Regions from separate parts of the Homo sapiens genome. Here region 1 is linked to region 2. A link is a loop called in an ENCODE intact Hi-C map of the cell type or tissue named here. Cell type or tissue: OCI-LY7. All regions are shown on one strand. Links, peaks and the distances in the headings refer to the core of each region. The heading gives the core; the rest is flanking DNA.

Region 1 (5,384 bases), core at 163-5,162, 70 kb after region 2:
GCCTTCTGAGGCTGAACTAATGTATACTTTCCACATATTGATTTATGTCTTTGCCTGTAACTTCTGTCTCCCCAAACTATAGAAAACCAAGCTGTAATACAATCACTTCAGGCACATGTTCTCAGAACCTCCTGAGGGTGTGTCACGGGCTATGGTCCTTAATCTTGACAACATAAAAATCTAAACTGATTCAGATACTGCCTCAGATACTTTTTGGTTTACAATTCTATTGGTTCTATTTCTTTGGAGAACCCTGACTCACATAATCGTCAAGAGGTTTGTGCTACCAAGGCCATTTGAGGATGCCTAGATTGAAAAAAACAACCCCTGCAGCTCATAGAAGTGAAATTACTTAACTAATATTACATAGCAAGTGAGTAGTAGAGCTAGGATTTGAACCACTCTGCCTTAATCTAGAGCTTGTGCTCTTTCCCCATTTTTCTTTGTGGTTGCCAATCAGAAAGTGGCAGAATAGATGCTAGAAACTGGGCCAGGATCCTGGAGGTAACTATTTACCAACTCTTGAGCTACAGAAACTCCCAGAGCTAGGTCCTGGCTCAGTCTAGAGCAAAGATACTGCTAAGAGGTCACGAAAGGGTAATCAATTCTGATTCAGAGCTGCATTAATCCATTCTGCGTTCTATAAAGGAATACCTGAGGCTGGGTAATTCATAAAGAAAAGGGGTTTATTTTGCCTTACAGTTCTGCAGACTGTACAAGAAGTGTAGCACCAGCATCTGCTTCTGGTGAGGCCTTAGGAAGCTTGCAATCATTGCAGAAGGCAAAGGGGGAGCAGATACATCGATGGCACGAGAGGGAGCAAGAGAGAGAGGAAGGGGTGCCAGGCTCCTTTAAACACCCAGCTCTTACATGAACTAATAGAGTGAGAACTCATGACCACAAGGACAGCCTCAAGTCATTCATGAGGAATCTGCCCCCATGACCCAAACACCTCCCACTAGACCCACCTCCAACACTGGGGATTGATATGGTTAGGCTCTGTGTCCCCACCCAAATCTCATCTTGAATTGTAATCCCCAGGTGTCGAGAGAGAGACCTGGTGGGAGGTGACTGGATCTTGGAGGCAGTTTCCCCTATGCTGTTCTCATAATAGTGAGTGAATTCTCACAAGATCTGATGGTTTTATAAGGGGCTCTTCCCCCCTTTGCTCGACACTTCTTCCTGCCACCTTGTGAGGAAGTTACCTTGTTTCCCTTTTGCCTTCCACCATGATTGTACATTTCCTGAGGCCTCCCCAGGCGTGCGGAACTGTGAGTCAACTAAACCTCTTTTCTTTATAGATGACACAGTCTCAAGCAGTTCTTTATAGTAGTGTGAGAAAGGATTAATACAGGGATATTTCAATACGAGTCTTGGAGAGGACAAACAGCCAAACATCCAAACTATATCGCATATAAATATGAGATTTGAAGGGGGACAAACATCCAAACTATATTTAACCATGTCAAGCGCCAAACTTGTGGACTTCCACTCAATGACTGAGGATTCTGTCACTTAAAAGACATGGGAGATAAAATGCATCTGTTGACTCAACTCCAGGTACAAGCTTTGTGAGAGTGCATTGCACTCTGACTGCTGGCCATGAGACCAAGCACAATATTTCATTACCAAAAGGATGTTTGGTGGAGACGGAATAATTATAAGGAGCACCAGCATTCACCAAATACCTATTTTGTACTAGGCACTACTATAAATATTTTCCATAAATTACCTCCTTTAATTGTCTTACCAATATCAACATTATCACCCCCATTTTTGAAAGAAGAAAGTCAAAGTTAACTAACATTGAGCTGGGGGTTGAACCTAAACAACCTGACTCTTAAGCAGACATAGCAGGAAGATTCTGGGACTCTGAGATTACTGATCTATCAGGAAATCTCTGCAGTATTCCTACTTCTCACAGTTGTGGTGCAGGTACTGGACGTGACATGAATCCAGACACAGTATGACTGGTAGCCTCTTAGATTTTATTGGGTGGTAGTATCTCCCACAACCATAATGTGGGAGTTAAACAACTTTACGGGCCAGGTTTGATCTAGAAGAAGAAGATTTCACAAAGATTTTATAGCTTTAACTTTACAATAATGTCTCAAGCTTTCCTCATCCCCACCCAATTTCATCCCTTCTCTAAACACAACTTTGCAACCACCCACATCCCCAGGATGGATGGGGATGCGAGAGTGGGTGAGGGAAGCGCATCTGCAGAGACAGCTGTTGCTATTTCCTTTTTCTCTGGCCTGAGGTGCTTTGTTTTAGCCTTTCACTTTCCAAATAGGCCTTGACTAGCCTCCTTAGCACCCCTGCTAACCTTCAAAACTCACACAGTCTGGGTTTCTATGCAAAAGAGAAGAAAACAGACATTCCCCACTTATCCACCTACAGCCTTGTTTTCAGAGGGCTCTAACTGGCTCTGAGCCTGGAGCCATATTCAGCTAGCTGAATTAACTGATAAGAGAGGAAAGGATGAGAAGAGAGGAAAGGATGAGAAACCATTATGCAGATGTCTGGCTACTCAGGGCCCTCCTGGCTCCAGAGGCCTTGGCAGCTTTAGGGAAAGGCTGTAGATTTGAAGTTCAGTCTGTGCTCATTTCCAATTATTTTTTCCTATTAGATCACTCTAGGATCATTACTATTATTCTTCAACACTGGCTGATTTGCTGATCTGGTTGGCTGAACTCAGTTAAGGCACTCAGCTCCTTCGAGGCCATTTCTGTATTTGTAAAATAGAGATAATATACTACGTAGCTGGCAATATTATTATGAGAATTAAAGAAGAGAATAGTTGCAATGCATTTAATGTAATTAGTAAGACATATACAATATGTAGACATATGAAATATATAATCACAATTTTATTGTGTCGTTTAGTGAGCACTTGTTGAGCACCTATTATATGTCAGGTATTGTGTCAGGTACTTTAAAAAATATGTTGTTTAATGATCACAAATCCATAAGACATAATTCCTATTATCCCCATTTCACAGTTAGTGAATTCCAAAAGGCTAAGTGTTTGTTCAAAGATCACATTAGATATTAAGTGGCAGAGATTATTATTGAGATTATTTTATTATTATGATTGTCATTTGGAGTCCAACTATCTAACAATGGACAAATCCCATCTATATATTGCACACACAGCCATACACCGACACACCTGGAGATTATCAGACAGGCACACCTGAACACACAAGGAAAAAGGAAACATGTACAATATGCAACACATAAACTCATTAAGTTATAGAATTTCCCTCAGCCTTTACAATCAGTGTGTTCCTCTCCTTTGTACTATTCCCTTAAGTGTTCAACTAATCTGATGGATTAATGGATGTAGGATGCTAATAATGGCCTTATTTATTACAATACCTTCCCAAGGGTGGCTGTATTTTAACAGATGACTTCTGGACAGCAGAATGCAAAAGCTGCCAGAATTATTTGCTCTTAGGGGAATTTCAGGCCTATGGCAGGAAGATGAAAGAGAGACTCCCAGAGAAAAATCATTCATTCGTTCATTCATTCATTTATTGACATGCTATTTGTCACCGGCTCTGTGTTCTATGCTATAAAAGACTCTGGAGAGAAAGTCATACTGGGACATGATCTCTGACCTCACAGATACTAGAGTCTGCTAGTGTAACATACCTTCCTATTGCCACCTGTAGATGGATGGATCTGGCAACAATATGGGAATCGTGGTTGCATTTAGAAACTTCATTGTGGATTTCCAGAATTATGAAGATGTGCCGTCCAATGTAGTAACCATTAGCCACATGGGCTACTTACATTTGAATCTAAATGTATTAAAATTTAGATAAAGTCAAAAATTTAGTTCCTTGGTGGCACTGGCCACATTTCAAGGCTCAATACCTTCATCTGGTTAACGGCTACCAAGTTGGCAGACACAAGGTTTACAGCATTGCAGACAGTTCCATTGAACAACACCAGACTAGTAGATCAAAGAATGAAGATAGTTTAGAGACACTCAGATTCTAACCTTCTTGTTGTATAAATGGTGACAGGGAGGTCTAGAGGGGGGTGGCCACAGAATGAGTCCATATTTAGTCCAGCTGTGAAGAGGAAACTTTCAGTGCTTTTGCCAAATAATACCCTTGTCCCCCAACCCTGTCCTACCCAGCTTGTCAGCTTCCCTTCACAAGCAAAGGGTAAGAAGACATTGATTTCATATTTGACATGGCTCTGCATGTTCCAGGGGTAAGACTTGATCTCTGGAAGAAGCCATTGTCCAGAGGAGACCCTACTATCTCTACAGGAGGCTGTATTCATCAGCAACTACAACAACAAAAACAAAACAGCACCTTTCCTTTATGTGTGGCTCTTGGTACAGTGCTGAGAACATGGCATGGATTATCTTCTTTAAGCTTCCCTAGCACCCAAAGAGTTTAACATTATTACAACAGTTAAGGAAGCCATGGTTTAGAAAGGTGAGATAACTTGCTCAAGGTCACATACCTACAAAGAGAGAAACCTGAATTGGAACTTGCTGGGTTGCTTGACCTCTGAGCCTATTGCTGTTTTGCCTACTTTTTTTTTTTTTTTTTTTTTTTTTTTTGAGACAGAGTCTCGCTCTGTCACCCAGGCTGGAGTGCAGTGGCATGCGATCTTGGCTCCGTGCAGCCTCTGCCTCCTGGGTTCAAGCGATTCTCCTGCCTCAGCCTCCTGAGTAGCTGGGACTACAGGTGCATGCCACCACGCCAGGCTAATTTTTGTATTTTCAGTAGAGACGGGGTTTCACCATGTTGGCCAGGATGGTCTCGATCTCCTGACCTCGTGATCTGCCCGCTTCAGCCTCCCAAAGTGCTTGGATTACGGGTGCGAGCCACCGTGCCCGGCTGTTTTGCCTACTTTCTAACCTAACATTTCATTTTAAAGTTTCATCTTAACAGGCTAAGAAATGATTATAATTGCAGATTTTCCTTTTTCCTGGCCTGGCTTCAAATTCAAATATCAAAACAAATGTAAAACCAAAGTTTAAATAAGAACCATCCCCGCTGGAAAAGCCACATGCGTTCTGTTCCTTGGCCTTGTTTTTTTTTTTTTTTTAACAGCTCTGTGCACATCTCTGCACTGTACACCCTGGAAAGGCCCCTGTGGGACCCAGAAGGGGCCACAGCTGAGAGACCATTCCCAGGGCTCCTCTGCAAGCTCAGGACTGTGCATCATGGATGGAAAGGAGGGATTACATCAGATTCTGAGTAACCCCCCTGCTCCCCACGCACACTCCCATCCCAGGATGGCAGAGAGGGAGCAACAAAAGGGAGGAGGCTCACTTGAAGCTGGGCTCTTTCCAGCCACAGCCTTGGAGGTACCATTTCAAATCTATGTCAAGCAGGGGGAAAGAGCCAGCT
Region 2 (5,384 bases), core at 313-5,312:
GATACCCAAGAGCCCAGAAATTGGGACTCAGCTCCTCGAAGGTGCACCAGCCCTCCAAATTCTTATGGCGAGCACAGGTCTGCATATTCATGAAACCTGCCAACCTCTGTCCACACTCATTCTGGAGGAACATTTCATAGCCAGACTGCAAAGCCACATTCTTCCTCATCATTCCCCTTCTGGGATTTCACTAGAATTTCTTAGGATTTCATAAGATAAACCAACCCCCTACACATGCACACACACAAACAGCCACACACACACACACACACACACACACACACACACACACACCCCAGATACTGCTTTTGCTTTAAAATGACAGTGGCAGAGGAAGGGAGGGGCCCTATGGACTCCTTGGGATTCGTTTGTGTGCAAGTGAGGGGCAGAGTATAAAAAGCAAAGCATTGCTGCCTCTCATTCGTCCTGATTCTTCTACAGCAATTAAATACAAATAAATATCTCAATATATTTCCCCCACCATATTAGCAGTGACACAATACTGTCCTAAGTGCTATGGTGTGGAAGAACACGGCACAAAGAGAGTACATTGCAGGGCCATTAGTGTTTCCTACTGTGCCTTAAGGAAGATTTACTGGTAGAAGTGACACTTAGACCGAGAGCTAGAGAGTGAGAACGAGAAAGCCAAGTCAAAGGATCCTGAGTAGGGCAGGGATGGAGGAAGAGAATGTGTTATTGGCTCAAAGCTGAGAGAGAACATAGAACATCTGAACTGAGTGTAGAATGGACAAAGAAGAGGGTGGGGGGTAGGAGATAAGACTGAGCAAATAGAAAGGTCCAGACCAGAAAAGGACATGAAAGCCCACCTAAAGAAATCACATTATTTCTTCATCAGTCAGCTTTGGCAGCAATAATTCTGCATAGCAAAGACCTCTCAAACTCACTGGCCTCTGTAAACAAGGACATTAACGCTGCTTATGGGTTTGTAGAGGGGCTGTATCTCTTCTGGGTTTAGCTGGAATCTGCTAGGTTTGAATCCAGGCTGGGCATTGGGACTGTCTCCTCATTCTCTCTGGACTAGTTTCTACGTGGGGTGTGTTTTTCTCATGGCAGATGGTAGAAATGCAAGAAGGTGAGTGGAAATGCGTAATGCTTCTTACAGCCTCAGCTGGGAACTGGCACATTGACAATCCCATTCAAGTTCCATCCGCCAAGGCAAGTCACATGGCTAACCCAGTGTCAATGGGGTGGGAAGGTCACGTTGCCCACAGTGGGACGTGACGTAGAGCACCGTGGCAAAGAGTGTGAGTGCATATTTCTAATTCAGGGAAAGAGGAAAGAATGGGAACAATGACCCAACTTGTCAGAGCATCCCAGGAATAATAGAAACCTATGCCAGGATTTCAAGGGGAGCTGTGAATAAAATGATCAGATTAGCAAAACACCATGCCAGTATGACACAGAGACAGCCAGCCACCTTCAAGCCTTCAAGGGTCCTAAGCAGTGTATCACTCCCTCCAGACTCTCAGTTACTCATGGTCATCAGAGTCCCAGAGCTGTACTACCTAAGCCAAGGCTCACACAGTCTTTTATAAACTTCTCCTCCATTCTCTAGCCAACGTCCCTGATAGGACTAACAACCTAATGAGCATAAGAGTCCTGTTGGCTTTGGGTTATTCAATTTAGATGGCTGACACAGTGCCCGTCTGCCATTCCCTCCTGCCCCAAATCCCTACAAATAACAGAAACAATAGTATTAAAAAGGAAACTTCTACAAAAATATCACTGAAAGCAAGAAGGGGGTGACATCAGTGGATCAGACACAATAAGAAATTCAGACAAAGTAGATGGGATCTGATCGAAAGAGGGAAAGTTGGTGAGACATTTGGGGAAAGGAATGGCCACACAATTTTGGGGGGCCCAGTGCAAAGTGAAAATGCTGGGCTCTTGTTCAAAAATTAAGAATTTCAAGATGGCAACACCAGAGAATTAAAATAGGAGTGGGCCCTGTGTGACTGCACAGGTCACACACCCGTGGAGCTGGCCCTGCTTGGGGTATTTCAATCCCCCAACAGTGGATACAGTGAGCACGAGGGTATCAGGAGCAAACATCTGTGTGATCAGTTTGAAGCAGGTTTGGAATGGGGCCAGCTGATTGGTTCAGGGCACACCTTCCCCCAGGCCTGAAAGCCTCCATTTGGTTCCCATCAGTGGGCAGAATTTGTTCTCCCATCCTGGGGCGTTGTATTAGTTTCCAAGGGCTGCTGTAACAAGGTACCACGACCTGTTTCGCTTAAAAGCCAGACATTTATCATCTCACAGCTCTGGAGGGCCAAAATCAAGGTGTCAACAAAATTGGTTTCTTCTAAGGCTGTGAGTAAGAGAATCCCTTCCAGGCCTCTGCCTTAGCTTCTCGTGCTTTGCAGGCAGTCTTTGGTGCTCCTTGGTTTATATTAATAGAAGCAGATGGTCTCTGCCTTTATCTTCACACAGTGTTCTCCGTGTGTGCATATTTCTGTGTACAAATTTCCCCATTTTATATGACACCAGTCATATCGCAGCCTCCACAGCAAATCGGTTTTATTTCTTTAACCTCTTAACGCAGTGGGTGTTGGGACTTTAGAGACCTAAGACCTATGCTTTGGAGTACATCATTGTGAGCCTAGGTTAATCAGAGGGACTGTTTGACCTCTAAGTGATCTGTAATGCCGCCACCTGCTGATTCCATGCTGTAGTCCCTGGGCTGTAAAATGGAGCCCCAACTGAATTCAGTAAAAGGTCTACATCCTTCAGTAGGTGAATCAATAAACTGTGGTACATCCAGACAATGAAACATGTTTTCTTTTTTAAATGTATATATTTAAGGTGTACAATATAATGTTTTAATATACATGTACATAATGGAATGCTTTCCACTTTTACCATGAAAAATAGATTGTTATCTAGAACTAAAAAGAAGGGAGCTGTCAAGTCATCACACTCCAGTAGGGCCTTATCTTAACTAATCACAGCTCCAAAGAGTCTATTTCCAAAACAATCACATTCTAAGGCACTGGGAGTTAAGACTTCAACATAAGAATATTAGGAAGACACAACTAATCCATAACAGGTGTATTTAGGATGTTCGAGGTACCTTTACTCCCAGGGGTGAAGATACCTTTCCTCCCAGGAAAAAACCAGGTAGGAAAGCTGCCCTGCTGCACACCTCAGCTGGCAACACGTTGTTCCTCACCTCCACAATCACTGGCAGCAGATGGCTATAAACAGATACCAGCAAACCGGGACCATCAGACACTCGGGGCAAACCAAATGTCTGAGAATGAGGTAGTCACTTTTGAAGAATATCATTTGATTAAATCTGCATCATTCCAAACAGATGGACTTTTCATAGTCCTCTGACAGTCCCTGAATTGCCACCGTTATTACCCAACAGGTACAGTCATTTATTGAGCTACTTTACCTGCAGTCAGGTTACAGAGTTCAAAAACTTTGTTGCTTGGCTCCCAGGGTTATCCAAGATCAGAGGTCTGCAACCTTAGCTGCACAATGGAGTCACCTGGGGGCCTCCAAAAATATTGATTCCTGGATTCCACCCTTTAATTGATCTAGGGTGGAACCTGGACACTGAGATGTTTTTTAAGCTCTCAGGTGATCACAGTGCACTGCTAAGGTCTAGAACCACTGGCTTGGAACTCCCCCCGAACCCAGCCATCTGTGTAACTGTAATAATGCATATTGACTGCAGATGGCACGGCATAGATTCGTTGGGGACTGATTTTTGTTTGCTGCTTCCAAGTATAATACTTCAGTATCTCTTCTCTCTAACTCTGTAACACCAAGTGCCTTGTTTTCCCTTTCTTTAGCCTTTTTTCAGTTGTGAAGGAGCTAAATCTCTGCTGTACAGAGCTACAGTTTTGCTTACAAAGGCAAGACCTCAGATGGAAACTGAGGCCTACAGCAGCACAGTGAATTATACCAAGACTAAGTTAAGCAGATAATAGACTTATATTTAGTACAATTTAATGTAAGGAGCAATAATGTGGGCTATAGCATCTTTTTTCCAAGGGTTCATGTTGATCTCACTTACTCTATTCAGCAGGACACACTGCTTTATGGTTTCAGTGAATGTCACTCTATCTCTTGCCTTCTCTTCCTCTTACTGTCACTCTTATCAACTCTTTTCTACCCTCTCTTTAATTCTCATCCTCTTTCTCCACTCCTGTTCTCTCTCATGTTGTCTCCCCTTTTCTTTACTCTTTTCTCCTCAATATTCTTGCTTTCACAGATTGCCATGGTTGGAATGGAGATTCAGCAGCCAAAGTGTTACGAAAATCAAGATATGCCACATGCATACCCTGCAGTTGCCTGAGATATCTCAGACTGCCTCTTGTGAAAGATATGAGAAGACACACACAGCCAAGAGAAGTCACCTAAGTATTTCTTTTCATCAGCCCATGAAATCTTCTTTCTCCCAAAGCCTTTCTTTCCATTTTGTGGTGTCACCCAGCGTGCTGATCTCAGAAACTACCTGGAAAAGTGCTACACAAATGTGGGGAATCATAATAGTGAATGACTGTAACATGCTTGTTACAAGCCACATACCCTTCTAAGCATGTTGACAGATGAGACTGAAGAAAGAGGCAGGAGGTGATTTCAAGCCTAAGCTTGAAATCTTAAACGTGCTCTTAAACGTGACTTAGTGTTGAAAGCACTTCAGAAAAGGGCAGCAGCAGAGTGAGAAAGATCACAGGCGGAATAACAGAGAGACTGAAAGCAAAAAGCAGAGAGACAAAGTATAGAAACACAGAGGGACAAAGACAGCCAGCCACCCAGATGCAGAGAACCAGTGAGACAGAACTGGACCACAACACAACTGAGCCGAGATAGACAGGCCCAACAAACACACTTCATGTTGGATTGCAACTGGGTAAAACAATTGCATGTCTGAGGCCTAATTTAGATCAGAGATTAGATGAAATGCAGGTTTGGTTCTGGCGTGACTTAAGAATCTTCTGATGTCATGGTTCACTGGTTTTAGAAAATGCATGCTTGCTTCTGGTGCACCTGGTATCTTATAAAAAGAGAGAGAGAAAAAATCCCTTTTGGTTTTTGGCTCAGTTACAGAAAAAAAAAAAAAGGTTAGAAAAAACCCACATAGTATTTAAGTTCTATGTACTTCACACTTCAGCAAACCAAGGCAAAGCATTCTGATTTTCTTTTCAAGTCGTATATTTTGCACTTGTCAGTTGGGATCTTCAAAGACTCCTTTAAGCCAGGTGCCTAACCCAGTATTGTCCTTAGAAGTAAGTGGAAAAAAGAATGGAGAATGGAGAGCATTTCCAGGATTAGATCTTGCAAGAGCACCCATCCTACGCAAGAGTGCCAACCCTTTAGGGGCAGAAGGAATTCCTCAGTGATTATAG

What was found. Peaks named below come from ENCODE experiments on the same cell type or tissue, not always from the same donor. Only the 100,000 strongest peaks of a DNase experiment are listed, where the experiment ranks them.
Region 1: a loop joins it to region 2, with 3 times the contacts of the local background. A loop is called at or near these places in 1 of 110 quality-filtered maps.

What each region holds. Positions count from the first base shown.
Region 1 is chr16:13,319,497-13,324,880 of GRCh38, reverse strand. It overlaps a transcript of SHISA9 not described here. Among named protein-coding and RNA genes, the nearest start is that of SHISA9, 420 kb to the right of the region's middle. In OCI-LY7, for the core only: no CTCF peak of the experiment used is centred there; a DNase peak (open chromatin) is centred at 2,270; H3K4me3 peaks cover 806 bases; H3K27ac peaks cover 1,238 bases.
Region 2 is chr16:13,389,839-13,395,222 of GRCh38, reverse strand. It overlaps a transcript of SHISA9 not described here. Among named protein-coding and RNA genes, the nearest start is that of SHISA9, 490 kb to the right of the region's middle. RefSeq lists enhancers at 4,512-4,561, 4,972-5,031. In OCI-LY7, for the core only: CTCF peaks have their summits at 2,675 (motif pointing left), 3,530 and 3,740 (motif pointing right); DNase peaks (open chromatin) are centred at 2,672, 3,252, 3,682, 4,942 and 1 weaker place; H3K4me3 peaks cover 2,221 bases; H3K27ac peaks cover 3,698 bases.